Regions from separate parts of the Homo sapiens genome. Here region 2 is linked to region 1. A link is an interaction called in ENCODE POLR2A ChIA-PET data of the cell type or tissue named here. Cell type or tissue: GM12878. All regions are shown on one strand. Links, peaks and the distances in the headings refer to the core of each region. The heading gives the core; the rest is flanking DNA. Region 1 has its middle 28 kb from the start of MIR10226. Region 2 overlaps CBX1 (chromobox 1).

Region 1 (5,342 bases), core at 343-5,342:
GTTTGTACCACTGCTTTCCAGCATGTAGCAAGAGAGTGAGACTCAACTGGAAGGAAGGAAGGAAGGAAGGGAGGGAGGGGAAAGAAGGAAAGGAGTGCTAATTTGCGGACTTAGGATAAGTAGCAGTTAGTCCAAGGATGTGGAAGGGAGGGTGGAGAGCAAAGATCCTGGCAGAAAGACCAGCATATGTGGGGCTGAAGGCAAAAAAACAGAGAATGCTTGACAAACTGAGTGAAAATTCATACAGTCGGGCACTCTGCCTCACAAATCCTTCTGTCATTTCTACAGTTCTCCCAGAAACCCCTTGAAACTCGCCTGTGACTCTCTAGGCTCCCTGGAGTCCAGAGCAAGACAAAGAACTTTTGTCTGATCAGCTGAGATATAATGAGAATGACCCCCAGGTTCCTTATTTATGCATCCGGCATGCAGCTTGCTTTTGTAAGAATAGCACTGTATTGCTGACTCATAGTCAGCCATGCATTTTACAATAATCCCACAATGTCTGCCCTGGATTTTCTTTCTGCCTAACTTCCTGTTCAGCCTTCTTTTAAAAAGCCTTGCCTCTGTGCTCTCTTTTTACTTATCTCTTTCTTTGAAATGGATCACGTCTAGAATTTGTGGGTTTCAGGGAAATCTGCCATCCCAAGGGTCCTTCTCCAATGAAATTAAGGTCAAATTGAGATTTGGAATTGAAAGCTGATTAGTCTGAATGCCCACATCTTAGAGCATCTAACCAATCTATCTGCCCATCAGGGTGACTGATCCCATCCCTGTCTTATTTGCTGCTGTGGGGGTGAGGGCAGGGGGTGGAGAAGGATGGAAGCAGAGTCAGCGCCAGACAGTGATGTGCCACGCAGAATAGAATCTCTGCACAGCGTCTCCTGGAAGGGGGAGGGGGGCAGATGCTGACAGACTCGTGGGAGCCATGCCAAGAGATGGGTCTGCCTGGGTCCCTGACTAAACCAACTAACTCTTCCCAAGCTGATCAGGCTGCAGGGCCAGAGCCCCACTATTCTTCCCTGGGATCCCAAGTGAAGCAATGGGGGCCACGTAGGAATTCATCGGTCAATGCTAGTTTGGTGGGTGAGGGTGGGGAGGTTGGGGAGGAGCAGGCGCGGGGGTGGGTGTGCTTGGATTCGCTCATGGGAGCTGAGCCAGCCCCAGCAGGGAAGAAGGGTCGCTTTGGCATTCATTCTCCTGCAGTTACCAGGCCTCGCCGCCTGCCGGGCTGCTGGTGCGCAGGGCCCAGCCCCCTCCCCAAAGAGCCCCTGAGAGGGGCCAGGAGTGGGGGGAAGGCCACCCGTGGCCTTGTGAGACTGAAGCACAAGCTCCTTCCTCAGCTGCCAGGGAAGAATTTAATTACCAATTAAAGCCCCCTCCATCTGTTTCGGGCCTGCCAGAGAGCTCTCTCTACCCTTTAATTACATCTCTGACAACAATTTAACTCAATTAGCTGGTAAACACAGCAGAATGCAGGCAACCCAGGGCACCCTCTTGTCCCTGCCATCTGTCTGTCCGTCTTGTGCTTTCCCAACTCGCTCTCAGTCTGTCTGTCCTGCCCCTGCTTCCCTGTCTCATTTTGACACCGCCCCCCACCCCTTGGTTTTCTCTTTTTCTTCTGTCTTCTCCAGCACCTCTTGTCTGTTTCACACCAGCTGGGTTTCCCCCGCCCTCCGCGTCTTTGTCATTCTGTCTTCCTCTCCCATCTGCTCTTTGTCCATCCCTTTCCCGTGCTCTGTCTTGTTCTGTGCATCCCAACTTTCTCTCTTACTCTGCCAGGCTAGTCTCCAATGAGCCTTTTCCTTCCCCTTTCCTTCTCCCCGTCTTCTTCCTCCTTCTCCGCCATCTGTCCTACATTAACCAAATCCATCCCTTTCAGCATCTCCTCTGTGAGCCTCCTTTCTGGTGTGTTTCCCTTAACCCCTGCCATCTCCTTTTGCTTCATCCACTTAGCACAAACAAAGGTGAGCCCTAGGAGCAGTAGTTGCCATCTTTTGAGCACTTACTTTGCCAGTCATTGGCTAAGAGCTTTACATGCATTATTTTGTTGAATTTTTACAAAAATTGTGTGAATGGGTATAATTATTCCCATTTCACAAGTGGAATAATGGATCCTCTGAGAGATTTTGCCACTTATCCAAGGTCACAGAGCTTGCAACTGATAGAACTAGGATTCAAAGCCAGGTCTGTTTCCTTCAATACTGCATGAGATACCCGAGGCTGGGCACAGTAGCTCATGCCTGTAATCCCAGCACTTTGGGAGGCCAAGGTGGGCAGATAGCTTGAGCCCAGGAGTTCGAGACCAGACTGGGCAACATGATGAGACCCCCGTCTCTGCAAAAAATATAAAAATTAGCCAGAAGTGGTGCATGCCTGTAGTCTCAGCTACTCAGGAGCCTGAGGTGAGTGAGTCACTTGAGCCCAGCAGGTCGAGGGGAGCAGTTTTAAGGATGACAGAGAGGCCTGAATATTTGGGGAAAGGCTCTGTGTTGTTGAAATGAAGGGCAAAGCAATAGGTTCCCAGTTAACATTGGGAGGGAGGTGGGTAGAGAAGGGTAAAAAATAGAAATCATTTCTGAGAATTTAACCTCCTCATTTCTGCTGGAAGGAACTTTCCAGATTCTAGTTTACTACAGTGTTGAAGAAGTTCCCCAGTCCTCTGAGAAAGTAAAAAATGTCCAGGACCTACAGGAATAAGAGAGAGGGAGAGAGAGAAACAAGTAGGCTATAATTATCCTAGCAACCCTCTCCTGGAATGGGGGCGGGGGTGGGTGCTGCAGAGAAGGGCAGCCTGATCCGTCTTGTGGACAGGCAGGGACATGATGGAGACCCCAGGTCAGCCAGGTAGTCACATGGCTGCAGCTTGGGCAGACCCCAGCCAGATAAAACTCATCTGCTTTCTTCCCCCATCCTTCCTCGGCTGACTAATCACTCTTCCTGTGATTAAAACAGAAAAGAACTGGGGGGAAAGGCTACAGGAGAGAAAGAGAGGCTGTCTCTGATCTCTGTTTTCTACCTTCCTTTGCTCTTGAGATGTGCTGTCCATCCTTGGGGGTTTGCTCCGCTTGGTGTTTAGAACCCACATATTCCACTAACTCACACCTTCACCTTGCCTTCTGCCACACTAAGAAGAGTGCTGGGATTCCAGCGAAATTCCTCAAATGCAGAAACTGTGCTCTGAGAGCAAATGCCAGTCAGCTATGGGTTAGAGTCAGCCTCAGTAGGGAGACTGGCACAATACCCAGCTTTTTTTTTTTTTTTTTTTGTTTTTTGTCCTGTTTTTGTTTTTGTTTTTGAGATGGAGTCTTGCTCTGTCACCCAGGCTGGAGTGCAGTGGCGCCATCTCGGCTCACTGCAACCTCTGTCTCCCGGGTTCAAGCGATTCTCCTGCCTCAGTCACCCAAGGAGCTGGGATTACAGGCACGTGCCACCATGCCTGGCTAACTTCTGTATTTTTTATAGAGACGGGGTTTCACCATGTTGGCCAGGCTGGTCTCGAACTCCTGACCTCAAGTGATCCGCCCACCTTGGCTTCCCAAAGTGCTGAGATTACAGGCATGAACCACTGCATGTGGCCTCTTTTTTTTTTTTTTTTTTTTTGAGACAGTCTCACCCTGTTGCCCAGGCTGGAGTGCAGTGGCACAATCTCAGCTCACTTTGACCTCCACCTCCTGGGTTCAGGCAATTCTCGTGCCTCAGCATCCCAAGTAGCTGGATTATAAGCACGTGCTACCACGCCTAGCTAATTTTTGTATTTTTAGTAGAGACGGTGTTTCATCATGTTGGCCAGGCTGGTCTCGAATTTCTTGTGTCAAGTGATCCGCCCGCCTTAGCCTCCTAAAGTACTGGGATTACAAGCATGAGCGACTGTGCCTGGCAGAATTTTCAATATTACAGATCTCTCAAGAAGTCCCATCCTGCAGGCAGACATGGAAAGTTCTGGACAGAGGCAACTAAGGGGCAGGATGGAAGGCTGGAAAAGAGATGGGGTAGGGAAGCAAGGAATTCAAAATGAAGAAGCTCCCAGTCCAGTCCCAAGCTTTATACAATCAGTGGGTGTGTGGGCAGTTTCTGTAAACATTATATAATAAAGACCACAGAGAAGAGAGGCTGGTAGGTGTTTTTTTGTTTTTGTTTTTGTTTTTGTTTCTAAATAGACATGTAATTACCTAGAACTTTAGAGTTCAACAGACCAGCAGTCTACCTAACCTAGGGTCCTTCCTGTTGCAAGAATTATTATTATAGTAGCCCTCATAATAGCCTTCTTTGGATACTTCCAGCCACAGATAACTTATTACCTCACTAGGTAATACCTTTCTATTTTCAGGCTGTTTTAATGTTTTTTTTTTGTTTGTTTGTTTTTGTTTTTTTTGAGATGGAGTCTGGCTCTGTCACCCAGGCTGGAGTGCAGTGGTGCCATCTCGGCTCACTGCAAGCTCTGCCTCCCGGGTTCACGCCATTCTCCTGCCTCAGCCTCAGGAGTAGCTGGGACTACAGGCGCCCACCACTACGCCGGGTTAATTTTTTGTATTTTTATTAGAGACGGGGTTTCACCGTGTTAGCCAGGATGGTCTTGATCTCCTGACCTCGTGATCCGCCCTCCTCGGCCTCCCAAAATGCTGGGATTACGGGCGTGAGCCACCGCGCCTGGCCCTGTTTTAATGTTTAGAAAAATCTTTCTCATACTAAACCAGAGACTATTTCCCTGTAATTCACCTCCTTCTGTCCTTTTTTCATTGTGTGAATTGATGGAGAATATGTAAATCTTCCTCCACAGTTCAGATGCCAATCAAATGTCTAGAAGGCAGCCAAAAGGAATCCCTGAGAGTTAAACATTCCTAATTCCTTCACCTATTCCTCAAGTGCTCTCCTTTCAAAATCTCACTATTGTTTATATATCCCATAGGCTTTTTCATTAGCAATGCCTTTCTTTATAAATAGTGCCCCAGACCTAAAGATTAATTCCAAAGGGCACAGGATAAAGAAAGACCATCACCTCCCTTGTTCTAAAGACTGTATTTTATTAATGCAGCTCAGAATCTATAATTTTTTACAGCAGACGCAGATCACAGCAGTTTTATTTGTTTGTTTGTTTAGAGTTTCACTCTGTCTCCCAGGCTAGAGTGCAGTGTCACAATCTCGGCTCACTGCAACCTCCGCCTCCCGGATTCAAGCAATGCCTGTGCCTCAGCCTCCCAGTAGCTGGGATTACACCACCACGCCAAGCTAATTTTAGTATTTTTAGTAGAGACAAGGTTTCATCATGTTGGCCAGGCTGGCTCGAACTCCTGGCCTCATGTGATCTGCCCTCCTCAGCCTCCCAAATTGCTGGGATTACAGGT
Region 2 (5,355 bases), core at 1-5,000, 88 kb after region 1:
AAACAGTCTCAGAATTCATATAGCTTTTGCTGTACTCAAGACAAAAATATGGGAATCAGCTCTGATTCCTCATCCTCCATATCCAGTCTCTCACTAAATCCTGGTAATTTTATATCTTAAATATCTTCCAATTCATACTTTTTTCCAGCCCCACTGCTGCTGCTCTATTCGAAGCCACCATCATCTCTTGCAATGGGTAACTCCTGATCCAATTCATTTTCAACACTAGCCAGTGATTTCAAAATGAAAATCTATCTCTTCACATCATTATCTGTGGGCATTTGAGCTGAAGGCCCCTGCACCTACACCTATCAATCATCATTACCTTGCGCTTTGCCCAACTTTTCACTTAACCAATTTCCTTAGCTTAAATGTCACTTCCTTAGAATTCCTTCCCTAGAGCCCCAGACTGGGTTAACTCTGTATGAACATGCTCCTATTGTATTCATTCACATAACAATTATCTACTGGGCACCTATTACGTGTAAGGTGCTGGAAAAATGGGGTAGACAAGACAGACAAAATCCTTGATCTCTTAGACCTTATTATTCTAGTGCAGACAAGTGAGTGAGCACTATTGAGTGTGTGCACACATGTGTTTGCAAAGCATGGCACAGACAATAAACAAGAAAATATTACTGATAAATGTTACAAAGCAAATTTCTTTAGAATAACATTTAAACAGAAACCCGAACTACAAGGAGACAACTCAGCCAAAATAAGAAAAGCACTCCAAGGTTAGGGAATAGTTGGTTTGAAAGTCCTAAGGTGAGAATGAGCTTGCTTTATCTGAGGAAAAGAAACATGGCCAGGTGGAAAGACCTCGACTAGACTGAGGGAATGGGAGGCACGGAGAAGATGACAATTATTTTGCATATCACTTCTTACTTCATTCCTTTTTCCATCTAGTTCTTTTTACCATTCCATTTTCTTTCCCCCTCTTTTAACCCGTTTAGGTTGAAGATCTAGTCAGTTAATGGCTATCAAAGTTCATAACTGCAGATCTTCTAGCTTTTTTTTTTTTAAGATGGAATTTTACTCTTGTTGCCCAGGCAGGAATGAAGTGGTGTGATATCGGCTCACTTTAGAACTCCGCCTCTGGGGTTCAACCGATTCTCCTGCCTCAGCCTCCCAAGTAGCTGGGATTACAGGTGCCCGCCACCATGCCCTTTTTTTTTTTTTTTTTTTTTTTTTGAGACAGAGTCTCACTCTTGCCCAGGCTAGAATGCGGGGGCATGATCTTGGCTCACCGCAACTTCTGCCTCCAGGGTTCAAGTGCTTCTCCTGTCTCAGCCCCACCAAATAGCTGGAATTACAAGCACGCGCCACCATGCCCAGCTAATTTTTTGAATTTTTAGTAGAGACGGGGTTTTACCATGTTGGCCAGGCTGGTCTCAAACTCCTGACCTCAGGTGATCCACCAGCCTCAGCCTCCCAAAGTGCTGGCATTACAGGCGTGAGCCACCACACCAGGCCTAATTTTTGTATTTTTAGTAGAGAGGGGGTTTCACCATGTTGGCCAGGCTGGTCTCGAACTCCTGACCTCAGGTGATCCACTCACCTCGACCACTCAAAGTACTCAGGTTACAGGCGTGAGCCACCATGCCCAGCCAGATCTTTTTTTTTTTTTTTTTTTTTTTTGAGATGCAGTTTCACTCTTGTCACCCAGGCTGGAATACAATGGTGCCATCTTGACTCACCACAACCTTCGCCTCCCAGGTTCAAGTGATTCTCCTGCCTCAACCTCCCGAGTGGCTGGGATTACAGGCATGCGCCACCATGCCCAGCTACTTTTGTATTTTTAGTAGAGATGGGGTTTCTCCATGTTGGTCAGGCTGGTCTCGAACTCCTGACCTCGGGTAATCTGCCCGCCTCGCCCTCCCAAAGTGCTGGGATTACAGGACTGAGCCACCATGCCCGACCAGATCTTCTACCTTTTAATACTATCTATTAAAAAAAAAATAAAATTAGCGAGGCACTGTGGCTCACACCTGTAATCCCAGCAGTTTAGGAGGCCAAGGCAAGGGTTGTGGAGTGGTTAAGGCCATGAGTTTCAGACCAGCCTGGGCAACACAGCAAGACTCCATCTCTCTCTCTCTCTCTTTTTTTTTTTGAGAGGGAGTCTTGCTCTGTTGCCCAGGCTAGAGTGCAGCTATCTTGGCTCACAACCTCCACCTCCCGGGTTCAAGGGATTCTCCTGCCTCAGCCTCCTGAGTAACTGGGATTACAGGTGCCCGCCGCTGCACCTGGCTAATTTTTCTATTTTTAGTAGAGACAAGGTTTCACCATCTTTGCTAGGCTGGTCTCGAACTCCTGACCTCGTGATCCACTTACCTCAGACTCCCAAAGTGCTGAGATTGCAGGCGTGAGCCACCGCACCCAGCTGCGAGACTCTATCTCTAAAAGATTAATTAATTAATTAGGCCGGGCATGGTGGCTCAGGCCTGTAATCCCAGCACTTTGGGAGGCCGAGGTCGGCAGATCACCTGAGGTCAGGAGTTTAAGACTAGCCTGACCAACATGGAGAAACCCAGTCTCTACTAAAAATACAAAATGAGCCGGACGTGGTGGCGCATGCCTGTAATCCCAGCTACTCGGGAGGCTGAGGCAGGAGAATCGCTTGAACCCAGGAGGCAGAGGTTGCAGTGAGCCGAGATCACACCATTGCACTCCAGCCTGGGCAGCAAGAGCAAAACTCTGTCTCAAAAAAAAAAAAAAAAAAAGAAAAGAAAAGAAAAGAAAGAAACAAATTAGTTGGGCATGATGGCAGGCGCCTGTAATCCCAGCTACCCAACTACTTGGGAGGCTAAAGCAGGGAGAACTGCTTGAACCCAGGAGGCAGAGGTTGCAGTGAGGCCAGATCACGACACTGCATTCCAGCCTGGGCAATAGAGCGAGACTCTGTCTCAAAAATAAAATTAAAAAAAAAAAAAAAAGACACAGAAGACAGGTCTCGAAAAAAATTTACAAAAAGGTAAACAATGCAAGTTCAAGTGAGAGTCCGAAATGGCAAGCATACATAATTACCAAAAGCAGTATAAGCAATAAAAAGTAGCCATAAACGCACTATAGGAGGTTGGAGGAAGAACTGGCGAGGGCATCAGTAAACATTTTGAAAAGCTGAGTTTGAAACCAGGCTTTACTAGCATTTGAAAAGGTGTACTGGTAGGGCAATTTGGCTTCAGGAACTGTTGTAAACAAAGGCAATGTGACACATATAAACCAGTTTGGGCTGGAGCTGACTGAATAGGAAATATTTTCTACAAGGTTTCCTCCCATTTAAAACAAAAGGCCAAAGTCGTCAGTGTAACACTTATATTCTTCGGTTCTTATTCCAGACTAATTATGTCCCTTCTTCCCTCACAAAATCTACATTCCTGTCAAAGACTATAACCTGGCCACAACCTGAACATATCCTATGTTTCCTCCATAGCTTTGCTCATCTATTAAGTATTAAGAAGTGTGGGCTTAGGCCCGGCATGGTGACTCACGCCTGTAATCCCAGCACTATGGGAGGCTGAGGCAGGCGAATTACCTGAGGTCAGGAGTTCGAGACCAGCCTGACCAACATGACCCCATCTCTACTAAAAATACAAAATGAGCTGGGTGTGGTGGCGCATGCCTGTAATCCCAGCTACTCCAGAGGCTCAGGAAGGAGAATCGCTTCAACCTGGGAGGCGGAAGTTGCGATGCGCCAAGATCGTGCCACTGCACTCCAGCCTGGGCATCAAGAGTGAAACTCTGTCTCAAAAAAAAAAAAAAAAAAAAAAAAGAAGTGTGGGCTTGGTAGGGCGCAGTGGCTCATGCTTGTAATCCCAGCACATTGGGAGGCCAAGGCAGGTGGATCACTTGAGGTCAGGAGTTCAAGATCAGCCTGGCTAAGATGGTGAAACCCCAACTCTAGTAAAAATACAAAAATCATCCAGGTGTGGTGGCACATACCTGTAATCCCAGATAGTCAGGAGGCTAAAGCAGGAGAATTCCTTGAACTTGGGAGGTGAAGGCTGCAGTGAACCAAGATTGTGCCACTGCACTCCAGCCTGGGATACAGGACAAGACTCTGTCTCCAAAAAAAAAAAGTGTGGGCTGGGCTCTGTGGCCCACACCTGTAATCTCAGCACTTTGGGAGGCCGAGGTGGGTGGATCCTTCAGGCTAGGAGTTTGAGACCAGCCCAGCAACATGGTGAAACCCCGTGTCTACTAAAAATACAAAAAAAAAATTAGCCAGCATGGCGCACCTGTAGTCCCAGCTACTCAAGAAGCTGAGGCACGATAATTGCTTGAATCCGGAAAACGGGGTTAGGATGCAGTGAGCTGAGATCGCGCCACTGCACTCCAGCCTGGGTGACGGACCAAGACTCTGTCTCAAAGGAAAAAAAAAAAAAAAAAGTGTGCTCCTGACTGGGCTTGGTGGCTCACACCTATAAATCAGTACTTTGGGAAGTCGAGGCGGGTGGATCACTTGACGCCTGGAGTTCAAGACCAGCCTGGCCAACATGGTGACACCCCATATCTACTAAGAATACAAAAATTAGCCAGGTGTGGTGGTGCATGCCTGTAATCCCAGCCACTTGGGAGGGTGGGGCACAAGAATTACTTGAACCAGGCAGGCAGAGGTTGCAGTGAGCCAAGATCTTGACACTGCACTCCAGCCTCAGTGACAGAGCAAGACTCTGCCTCAAAAAAAAAAAGAAAGAAAAAAGAAAGTAGTGTGCTCCTGTACAGGGCCAACAGTCAAAATCCTATCCATTCTTCAAGACCCAGCTTAAAAATGCTACTTTCTCCATGAAGCCTACCCAACCTAGCTAAATAATATTTCTCTTTTCTTTGGGGTTCCCAAAGCATTCTGTTTCTATTTTTACTTGCACATACAATTAAAGGTAGGTCTGGAACCTGAACAAGTTGTTGAACCCTATATGGACAATAAAGATGGATGTCTCAGGTGGGGCGCGGTGGCTCACGCCTGTAATCCCAGCACTTTGGGAGGCTGAGGCAGGCAGATCTCCTGAGGTTGGGAGTTCGAGACCAGCCTGACCAACATGGAGAAACCCCATCTCTACTAAAAATGCAAAATTAGCTGGGCATGGTGGTACACGCCTGTAATCCCAGCTACCTGGGAGGCTGAGGTTGCGGTGAGCTGAGATTGCACCATTGCACTCCAGCCTGGGCAACAAGAACAAAACTCCATCTCAAAAAAAAGAGGATGACTGTCTCAGAAGCATCAGGGAATAGAATTCCAAAGCTATAAGCTTTTAAGGGAATAAGCAGCAAGATAAATCTGATCCATAAGCCCTAAAGAGAAAACAAGAAAGAAGTACCTTTTGTTGAAAGAATCAGCAACTACATACCAATCAT

The links. ChIA-PET counts read pairs that join two places held together with the same protein. Peaks named below come from ENCODE experiments on the same cell type or tissue, not always from the same donor. Only the 100,000 strongest peaks of a DNase experiment are listed, where the experiment ranks them.
Region 2: POLR2A ChIA-PET joins it to region 1 with 6 read pairs; 6 of 35 experiments call an interaction of 5 or more read pairs at or near these places.

Annotation. Positions count from the first base shown.
Region 1 is chr17:48,002,333-48,007,674 of GRCh38, forward strand. No RefSeq gene overlaps it. Among named protein-coding and RNA genes, the nearest start is that of MIR10226, 28 kb to the right of the region's middle. RefSeq lists an enhancer at 756-1,310 and a silencer at 1,051-1,345. In GM12878, for the core only: no CTCF peak of the experiment used is centred there; a DNase peak (open chromatin) is centred at 459; H3K4me3 peaks cover 537 bases; H3K27ac peaks cover 2,464 bases.
Region 2 is chr17:48,090,367-48,095,721 of GRCh38, forward strand. All of the region lies in intron 1 of CBX1 (chromobox 1), which reads right to left. Among named protein-coding and RNA genes, the nearest start is that of CBX1, 8.4 kb to the right of the region's middle. RefSeq lists an enhancer at 3,613-4,202. In GM12878, for the core only: no CTCF peak of the experiment used is centred there; no DNase peak of the experiment used is centred there.